2 separate regions of the Homo sapiens genome follow, and region 2 is linked to region 1. A link is a contact called in ENCODE Hi-C data. All regions are on one chromosome and are shown on one strand. The core of a region is the stretch at or near the end of the contact, and the rest is flanking DNA. Distances in the headings are between cores, read along the strand shown. Region 1 holds the start of HNRNPA1 (heterogeneous nuclear ribonucleoprotein A1). Region 2 holds the start of TSPAN31 (tetraspanin 31).

The links. Hi-C counts contacts between places; a loop is a spot of excess contacts on that map. Pooled maps may share reads with other maps.
Region 2: a pooled map shows a loop between it and region 1 (6-fold over the local background). The contact joins the promoter of TSPAN31 here to the promoter of HNRNPA1 in region 1. A Hi-C loop is called at or near these places in 1 of 168 maps with a recorded cell type or tissue (naive thymus-derived CD4-positive, alpha-beta T cell), 1 of 37 single-sample maps with no recorded cell type and 7 of 50 pooled maps.

What each region holds. Positions count from the first base shown.
Region 1 is chr12:54,277,418-54,282,415 of GRCh38, forward strand. HNRNPA1 (heterogeneous nuclear ribonucleoprotein A1) reads left to right here and starts at 3,309. Exons shown (of 11, transcript NM_031157.4): 1 at 3,309-3,405; 2 at 3,969-4,085; 3 at 4,378-4,524; 4 at 4,673-4,883; 5 at 4,977-4,998. The coding sequence starts at 3,391. CBX5 (chromobox 5) reads right to left here and starts at 2,705. Exons shown (of 5, transcript NM_012117.3): 1 at 2,591-2,705. SCAT2 (S-phase cancer associated transcript 2) reads left to right here. Exons shown (of 2, transcript NR_157844.1): 2 at 1,235-1,646. RefSeq lists enhancers at 2,068-2,157, 2,310-3,069, 2,588-2,637, 2,928-3,017, 3,028-3,087 and 1 more and a cis regulatory region at 2,104-4,404.
Region 2 is chr12:57,742,447-57,747,036 of GRCh38, forward strand. TSPAN31 (tetraspanin 31) reads left to right here and starts at 2,593. Exons shown (of 6, transcript NM_005981.5): 1 at 2,593-2,771; 2 at 3,299-3,466; 3 at 3,730-3,810; 4 at 4,143-4,274; 5 at 4,572-4,590. The coding sequence starts at 2,709. RefSeq lists an enhancer at 3,324-3,403.

The DNA.
Region 1 (4,998 bases), core at 2,059-4,558:
CGGTCTCAAACTCCTGACCTGAAGTGATCCACCCGCCTCGGCCTCCCAAAGTGCTGGGATTACAGACATGAGCCACCACGCTCAGCCCAATTTTTGTTTTTAGTAGAGACGGGTTTCACCTTGTTGGCCAGGCTGGTCTGAAACTCCTGGCCTCAAGTGATCCGCCCACCTTGGCCTCCCAAAGTGCTGGGATTACAGACATGAGCCACCGGCGCCAGACCAAGTGGTAAAAATTTTAATAAAAATTTCCTTTTATTAAATGGAACAATGATCAATTCTGTATCTAAGGAGATAACATCAGGATTTAGTGATCCATTTACCAAAGGCCACTCCCTAAACATTTCAACCATCTTCTCACCTTTACCTATTTTCCAATTGGTAAAATAATGGATTTTGAAAAAATAATAAACTCTAGTGTTCTATTTTTATTTTTTTAGCAATGGGATCTTGTTGTGCTGCCCAGACTGGAGTGCAGTGGCTATGCACAGGCATAATCATCTCACACTGCACCCTTGACCTCCTGAACTCAAGCCTCCTACCTCAGCCTCAGCTTCCAGAGTAGCTGGGACTACAGGAACACGAAACTGTGCCCTGCATACTCCAGTATTTTAAATGAATGGTTTTCAACCAAGGGAGATTTTATCCCCCATCCCTACCTCCCCGGACATTTGGCAATGTCTGGAAACAATCTGTCACAAATGGGGATGTGGCGAGTGATGCGATGTTACTGGCATACAGTGGGTAGAGGCCAGGAATGTTGCTAAATATTTTACTATGCACAGGACACTCCGAGCACCCTCAACAAAGAATTATCTGCCTCAAAATACCAACAGTGCTAATGCTGAGAAACCTTGCTGTAGGTCAAGACTGTATTCCTTCCAAACCTAAATAAATCCAGGACAGATACCCTTAACCAGTATCACTTTAGTTCTCAGAAGCTCAGCAACTCCATTACTAGCATACCTACAAATAGGTTTACAGCCAGGTATAAATTATAGGTTTGTCCTTTTGCTAGTGCCAGAGAACATGGAAATCTCTCCTCTGTTCATAAACTGCTATTAAAATCGTCTGTCTTTGGTATAAAGTCGGAAAGGTCTCTAATTATAAGTGTATTTCATAGGTAGTTGATTTTCAGTATTTAAATATTTTCCCTTGATCCTGAATAAATTATTGAATAAAGCAGTAAGACTCTGATACAGCCAATGTTATCAAAATTTATTTATTTCTCCAAAAGATCCTGGAATAAGCAGAGTGGGCATTACCAAAAGGAGATAGACTGCATGTAAAACACACTTCGAAGGAAATCTAATTAAAAGGCAAGGAATAATCCAGGTGATGGATGAATCTTCTGTCCCCAGAACCCTAAATATTACCCTCTTTGTTTCTTTTTTATTCCAAAGTCAGATATCCTCAAAGGAACAGCAAAAAGAGGGACTTTAGGATATCTTCAATGGTGTAAAGAAAAGAAATATATGAAAGTTCCCGGGAGAAAGAGACTAAAATAAAAGCACTGGGCACATGGATTACATAAAACAGAAAAGGGGTTGTAAGTATGTGATTATGACTAGAAACACAAAACAATCGACTTCATTTTTTATTTAATTTTAATCACAAATTATTAACCTTGCAAAGTTTTAAACATTAAAGATCTAATCTGCCTCGATCCTACTGTGTCCCTAGGATTGACACTTTGGTGTGTAGCTTTCCAAAACTTTTCTGTGGACCTACAAACATATTTGTCAGTAGAAATATGCACTATCAGGAAGGAGATATTTCTTGAACGCCTTTCCATGACAGTACATAGAGATTTCTCCCATTCGTTCTAACATTTTAACAGTCTTCCTAAAGAAGCGACTTCTGAAAGTATTATTTAAAAACAAACAAACAAAAAAAAACAACTCCTGTTCCCCAAACCTCAAGTGGTGAGGGGGCGGGGGAAAAATGCTCAAGTCGAGGAATACAGGAGCAAACTTACGCTTTCAAGGAGGTGTATGGGACTGAGGCCTAAAGGCTTCGTTAGAGAAGTCATCGTGGATAAAACATCCACCCTCACACGCCATTACAGGCACCGACTCCCCTTCCTCACAACCCCAAATCGAAGACCTCCCTCTTTTGGAGAGCCGATTGGACGACTGGTCCCAGCGCTTTCCTTAGGCTGTCCGTCTACTGGTTCCAGATTCGTTCCATCCGTTTAACCGCCCGATCCCGCATTCCCCATTGGAGTCAAACCGCTGCCTCCTGGAGAAGCCCAACCTACCGCGCGCTTCCTGCTCACTGGCTCAGTGAGACGCTGCTCAGAAGGGGAAAACCCGTCTCCCACATTCCGATGGCCCAAGGGCCGATCAGTCGGCAGCTCAAGGCAGACCCAATTGGCCTATACACAAGCCAGTCAAAGTCTTCGGCTGCACAGCTCCAAAGAACCTACGGGGATTAAAACATCCCGCCCCCTGTTCTTCTATTGGTTGGCCCGACCCACCGCTGCCCCTTCACTATCCCCCCACCCCGCCGTCCATTCATTTCACACAATAACGGGCCCAAATGGAGTCAGTTCAAGACCTACTATGGGTAGATAAGACTGTCTGCCACTTACCCGGGATTGAGAGTGATCACTCACGCTAACGTCTGCCCTGTTCCTGTATGGTGAGGCCGCACCACAAGCCACCACCGCCGCCGCCTTCTGCGCAACGCCAACCGCCCGCCAAAACGGATCCTTCCCTGCGCCTGCGCAACCAATCCTGGGACCGGACCTTTTTTCTCCGCCCACTACGCATGCGCAAAGCTAGGACAAACTCCCGCCAACACGCAGGCGCCGTAGGTTCACTGCCTACTCCTGCCCGCCATTTCACGTGTTCTCAGAGGCAGGTGGAACTTCTTAATGCGCCTGCGCAAAACTCGCCATTTTACTACACGTGCGGTCAACAAGAGTTCATTGCAAAAAAATTGTTACCTCCTGGCTGCTTGTCTAATACATAGTGTTAATCATGCTTTGCCAAGCGACTTGACTGTAATATTTGCGCGTGGAAGATTAAAAAGATGTTAAACACCCAAGGTAGATTCAAATGTGAATGATTGGTCGGTTGGCCAATCAGACTGGTTAACAATAACATTACTCGGGAACCAATGGACTCCAAGGGGTGGAGACGGCGTAGAACGACCGAAGGAATGACGTTACACAGCAATGTGGCACCACAGGCCAATAGCAGGGGGAAGCGATTTCAAGTATCCAATCAGAGCTGTTCCAGGGCGGAGTCTACCAATGCCGAAAGCGAGGAGGCGGGGTAAAAAAGAGAGGGCGAAGGTAGGCTGGCAGATACGTTCGTCAGCTTGCTCCTTTCTGCCCGTGGACGCCGCCGAAGAAGCATCGTTAAAGTCTCTCTTCACCCTGCCGTCATGTCTAAGTCAGAGGTGAGTTAGGCGCGCTTTCCCACTTGAATTTTTTCCTCTCCCTTTCCTGAATCGGTAAGATGCTGCTGGGTTTCGTTCCTTGCACCAGCCCATTCTACAGTTCCTTCGGTCGCTGCCACGGCCTACCCCTCCCAAAGTTCAAGTCGCCATTTTGTCCTCTTGATCGCCATGAGGCCGCTCTCCGCCAACCATGAGTTATCATGCGGGACTCGTTACTCGTAGCAAAATTCTTAGGCACACAGGATCTTTGTCTTTTTTTAAACCTTGCCTTGGTGAGCGAGTTTTCTAAAGAGCGATTAGTCCCATTGTGGAGATGCACCCCTACCGCCCAAGCCTTTGTTGCGCGTGCGTCGGAAGGCGACTAGGGACGCATGCGCTTGCGATTTCCTAGCACTCCCAACTCCAGCATACGGCCTCCCTTGATAGGCAGAAGCACGTGTCTTGTTGCGACCTGAACGAACAATAAGTGCTAGGTACACAGTTGGTGTCTAGTTTTTCTTTTCCTCGATGGAAATTGTTTCGTGTTGTAGCCCATTTAACACTTCCCCCTCCCCCCACTCTAGTCTCCTAAAGAGCCCGAACAGCTGAGGAAGCTCTTCATTGGAGGGTTGAGCTTTGAAACAACTGATGAGAGCCTGAGGAGCCATTTTGAGCAATGGGGAACGCTCACGGACTGTGTGGTAAGATTTGGAAGGGACAAAGCAGTAAAACAGCCGATTTCCTTGGCTTATCTTGGTGCAGTCTTCTCCGAATGCTTATGAAAGTAGTTAATAGCATTATAGTTAGAGCTTTGTTGGCAAAGGAACGTCCTGCTTTGATTTTAAAAGCTACCTCTTAAATCTAGGGTAGTGGGAAACTGGACGACTTTTTATAAAAGGCTGGTGTAAAGTTTCCTATTGCCCTATTCAAAGTTAAAATGACAAAAGCTTTTGCGGTCAGACTTTGTGTTACATAAATTAACACTGTTCTCAGGTAATGAGAGATCCAAACACCAAGCGCTCCAGGGGCTTTGGGTTTGTCACATATGCCACTGTGGAGGAGGTGGATGCAGCTATGAATGCAAGGCCACACAAGGTGGATGGAAGAGTTGTGGAACCAAAGAGAGCTGTCTCCAGAGAAGTGAGTGGGTTTTTTTTCTTCTTCTTCTTAAACTTACTTGGATATGTGCTGCTATGGACTTAAGATTCGGGAGTTTTCTAAACTTACCAAAATTTTTTATTCGAGTATAGGCTTTGCTAATCTAAACCTATGGTTTTTCTCCTATTAGGATTCTCAAAGACCAGGTGCCCACTTAACTGTGAAAAAGATATTTGTTGGTGGCATTAAAGAAGACACTGAAGAACATCACCTAAGAGATTATTTTGAACAGTATGGAAAAATTGAAGTGATTGAAATCATGACTGACCGAGGCAGTGGCAAGAAAAGGGGCTTTGCCTTTGTAACCTTTGACGACCATGACTCCGTGGATAAGATTGTCAGTAAGTATCAGATAGTGGCATTTAGTAAGGGTTCCACAATCTGTATGGCATTCTAAACCCTGATACCATGTTGTATCTATGTTTTTTTTTTAGTTCAGAAATACCATACTGTGAA
Region 2 (4,590 bases), core at 1,343-3,842, 3.5 Mb after region 1:
ACTCTTGATGACCTGCGGATTTCAAACTCTCACAGGAATTCATGCACATTTGGTCTGTTACCCTCACAGCCCTGCATTCTAGTATACACTTGTACCCATTGCCCTCTCTACACATCCCAATGAGCCCTGTATCCTTATGTCTTACGATGTAACCCTTTTTCAGGCAGCTACCCACTGAGGCCACCTCCTGTTTAAAAGGGCCAAGTGAGGCCAGGCGTGGTGGCTCATGCCTGTAATCCCAGCACCTTGGGAGGCTGAGGCAGGAGAATCACTTGAACCCAGGAGGTGGAGGTTGCAGTGAGCCAAGATCACGCCACTGCACTCCAGCCTGGGTGACTAAGCGAAACTCCACGTCAAAAATAAATAAAATAAATAAATAGGCCAAGTGATTATGGGGAAAATCAGTTATGAAGGAGGAAAGTAACCTATAAAAAGACAAAAACTACCATGTTCCATGTCCAATCGCTTTCATAATAATTAACATGACTATAACACTTAATAGTTTACAACATACTTTCATATATATATTATCCTCATGACAGCCCTGAGGAGTAGGATTATTTATCCCTATTTGCATAAAAGGAAACTAAGGCTCAGAGAAGCCATTAAGAGGTGAAACAAAGACATGGATTTAGGTCTTCTGATTTTATTTTTACATTTTTATTTTTATTTTTTACCAAGCACATAAAGCCCAGATTGGTTATAATTTTGATACCCTTTTCACTACACCACACAACCAAAATGCTTGTCAACCAGTTCCCCTTCTAATATCATTGTCTTGCCCTTGATTTAGGACCTCAAAGAAAAGAAGGTAGATGAGGAACTGAAGGAGACAATGAAGATGGGACTTGGGGTAGGAAGGGGATGGAGGTGGGGAGTGAGGGGGTGGGAGGTAGGAGGTAGCGGGTAGTTTGACCTAATTACTTTGTTTCCACCGGACGCCTGTAATCGTAGCACTTTGGGAGGCCGAGGCGGGCAGATCACCTAAGGTCAGGAGTTCGCCACCAGCCTGGCCAACATGGCAAAACCCCATCTCTACTAAAAATACAAAAAAATTAGCTGGGTGTGGTGGCGGGCACCTGTAATCCAGCTACTCGGGAGGCTGAGCCAGGCAGGAGAATTGTTTGAACCCGGGAGGTGAAGGTTGCAGTGAACTGAGATCGCGCCACTACACTCCAGCCTGGGCGACAGAGGGAGACTCTGTCTCAAAATAATAATAATGATAATAACTTAATTACCTTGTTTCAAGACCCAAACACCTCTCTCGCCCTGTCAAACATCTATTCTCCTGCATACCTTTTTGGTATTAATTTCTGTAAGAGTTTATATAAATACTGTGTAGTTAAAGATAAGGGAATTGAGGTTGGAATTGCCCACAGGAACCTGTAAAATGACCTGAAAAGTAATAACTAACATTGAGTGTTTACTATATGCCAGGTACTGTTCTAAGTATTCTACATATATTAACTCATTTAATTCTTACAACCCAAGAGGTAGGGTGTGTTGTTATTTATCCCCATTTTACAGATGAGGAAACACGCACAGACAGTTTCTAAGTGCCTGGCCAAAGGTTACGCAGCTAGGAAGTGGCAATCTGACTGTGGCAGTAAGTCTATAGAATCTAAGTACACACAAACTTAAATCATTCTGTTGAGTTGATTGGAGGGTTTTCTTTTTTGTTCCTACTGTTTCTTTCTCCTGGGGAAGAGAAGGATTATGCCTTTCCCTACCCCCGTGAGAAGGACGGTTTGTCAAAGCACTTACTAGATAATAAAGTTGTTGATCAGCCTACCCCCAAGTGAAAAGGTGGAGGCTCCTTCCACTTATATTTATGTAAATGAGACTCTTCCTCTTGCCTGCCGTTTTTTTGCAAGCCCTAGATCAGGCGTGTACTCTGAAAATGCTGAGCACACCCCTCTGTGCACTTGTGGCAATGCCACATACAGGAATGCGCTGGCCTGAGGCCGCTATTTCCACACTGAATTTCTGGTATATTCACACCCCTTTAGGAGGAGATATGGAACAGGACATGGGTACTAGAGGACACACAAACGTGTGATGATTTGCTGGGTGTTGCTGTGTCCAACCCGCGGACTCTGCGGCCGGGCTAAATAAGCTCAATATGTGGCTCCTTTGGGTGTTCCCGAGCGTGACGCAATAACAAAACAATGGCGTCATCGTGAGGTCACTGCAGAACAGGGGGAAGGGGGTGGGGAAGGGCCCTCCTTCTACGGGCGGAGCCCTTTTTGCCCAGCTCTCAGAGCGGCCCCCTACCCGCCCCTCCCGCCGTCTCCCCTTCACCTAAGTTCCTCCAGAGCCGTCTCCCTGGGAATTAGCCCTCTCCTAACTCCGACCACAGAAAGCTCAGCTTTCAACCTAAGCTTTTGGAGTTTAGGCTGTAGTCCCTAAGAGAGTCTCTAGAAACCCTGCCCCTAGTTTTAAGTTTCGCCCAATGAAAAAACAAAAGGAGAGGGACAGAAGGCGGGTCGGTGACGTAATGCGGGTTGATTGGCATGCAGGCCTTGGACGTCCAGGATTAGCCACGCATTTCGCCAATCCAGAGGCAGGGGAGGGACGGTGCAGGCGCAGAGTATTGGGTTTGGCTGGCCTCGATTTAAAGAGACAGAAGCTGTCGGGGTCCTGGAAGACGGTCCCCAATACCCTCCCCCCAAGTCCTTGGGACCACTTGGGTCCCCAGAGCTGGGGAGATGGTTTGTGGCGGCTTTGCCTGCTCCAAGAATGCGCTTTGCGCTCTCAACGTGGTCTACATGGTGAGGTTTTGGAGGTGGGGGAAGCTTCAAGGCGGAAAGGCCCCGTGGGGAGAATCTCTAGGGTACTTCCGGTGGGGAGAGGGGTGTATGGGGGTTCCGGGAAGATTCCCAGGAACTTCCGGCGACGAGGGAATTCCTGGGGACTTCCGTGGGAGAGAGGAGACTTCCGGTTGATTAAGGGGGTTTGTCTGAGGGTGGGGGAATGAACTGAAGGCCGTGGGCGTAAGTTCCATACCTCCTTCCTGTGAACCTCAGTTTCTTCCAAACTGGAAGTGATAGGATGATCCTGAGGGTTCATCTTTTGCATTCATACTACCATCCCTGCCACCCCCTCCCCGCCATCCTAGCCATTCTAACCTTTGGGAGTGCCTAGGGATGCTCCCGGTGCGGATAGCACCATCCCCAGCTCCCATTCACACACTATTCCATTATTCCTTCCCCCTGCCCCGCTCCCAAGTCCTCTTGTATGGCCTTGGGCTGTGCCGCATGCTAGAATTGTTGAGATGTATCCTGCTCTTTCTTCGTAGCTGGTGAGCTTGTTGCTCATTGGAGTGGCTGCTTGGGGCAAGGGCCTGGGTCTGGTGTCCAGCATCCACATCATCGGCGGAGTCATTGCTGTGGGAGTCTTCCTTCTCCTTATTGCAGTGGCTGGACTGGTGGGTGCTGTCAACCACCACCAAGTCCTGCTGTTCTTTGTATCCTGACCTGAAGTGATGGGGGCAACCGGGGGCTTGGGAGGGCTGTCATCTAAGGAAGATGTTAGAAGGGTAGGGGACCTCAGGGATCTTGGACACGTCTCCTTGCCCTGCCCTGTCCCATAATCTACGAAACAAGAGCTGATTTTATTGCTTTCAATTTGACATGGTGGTGTAAGTTCTATGAACAGATGAGACCAGACAGTTATTATAGATGAAACATAAAGGAATCTAGGACTTTTTTCCATAACCTTTCCTCTCAGTACATGATCATCCTTGGTTTGGTCTTCATCTTCCAATTTGTAATCTCTTGCTCATGTCTGGCTATTAACCGAAGCAAACAGGTAAGACAGTACCCTTTCAAGTACTTACTTGCTTTTTAAAATTTTCCTCTTAACCTCGAACTCCTTCCTTAGTCTGGCCCCAACTACCCAAAGATCATCCTTAGGTGCACTGCTTCTGGCCTCTTGGGCTATTTGCTTCCTCTGGGATGTCTGGTTAATTTTCCATGAGGATGATCTAGAGAACCTCAAAAGGTAGATATTTATCGTGTCTATAATTGTTGCACACCGTTATGCTTCTGTTTGACTTCCTTTGCTGGGCTAGGGAAATTGAGGCACTTGAACTGATAACAGGATGTAGGGAGACTTAATTTCCCTCTACCCATATCTTTCAGACAGATGTCATCAATGCTTCTTGGTGGGTCATGAGCAACAAGACTCGGGATGAACTGGAAAGAAGTTTTGATTGTTGTGGCTTATTCAACCTCACAACCCTGTATCAACAAGATTATGATTTCTGCACTGCAGTGAGTGTGTTGGGGGTGGTGCAGCAGCCAGGGGAGGTAGGAAACTGGGTAAGGACAATGCCCAAGTTGGCAAATTTAGTTTGAATGTCATTGTTTCTCTCTCTACAAGCCCTCTTGTATTGGGGCTGTGTTGGTGGGAGGTGGGGGTGGATAGAGGCTGGGGAATTAGCCAAGTAGGATTTTAGTTTGTAGGACACTGGTCAGATAACAGTAAAGTTTCTAGGGACATTCGGCATAGGTATTAGTCACTAGCAACTTTACATTCACAACTTTGCATTCTTCACGTTTTATCCTCAGATCTGCAAGAGCCAGAGCC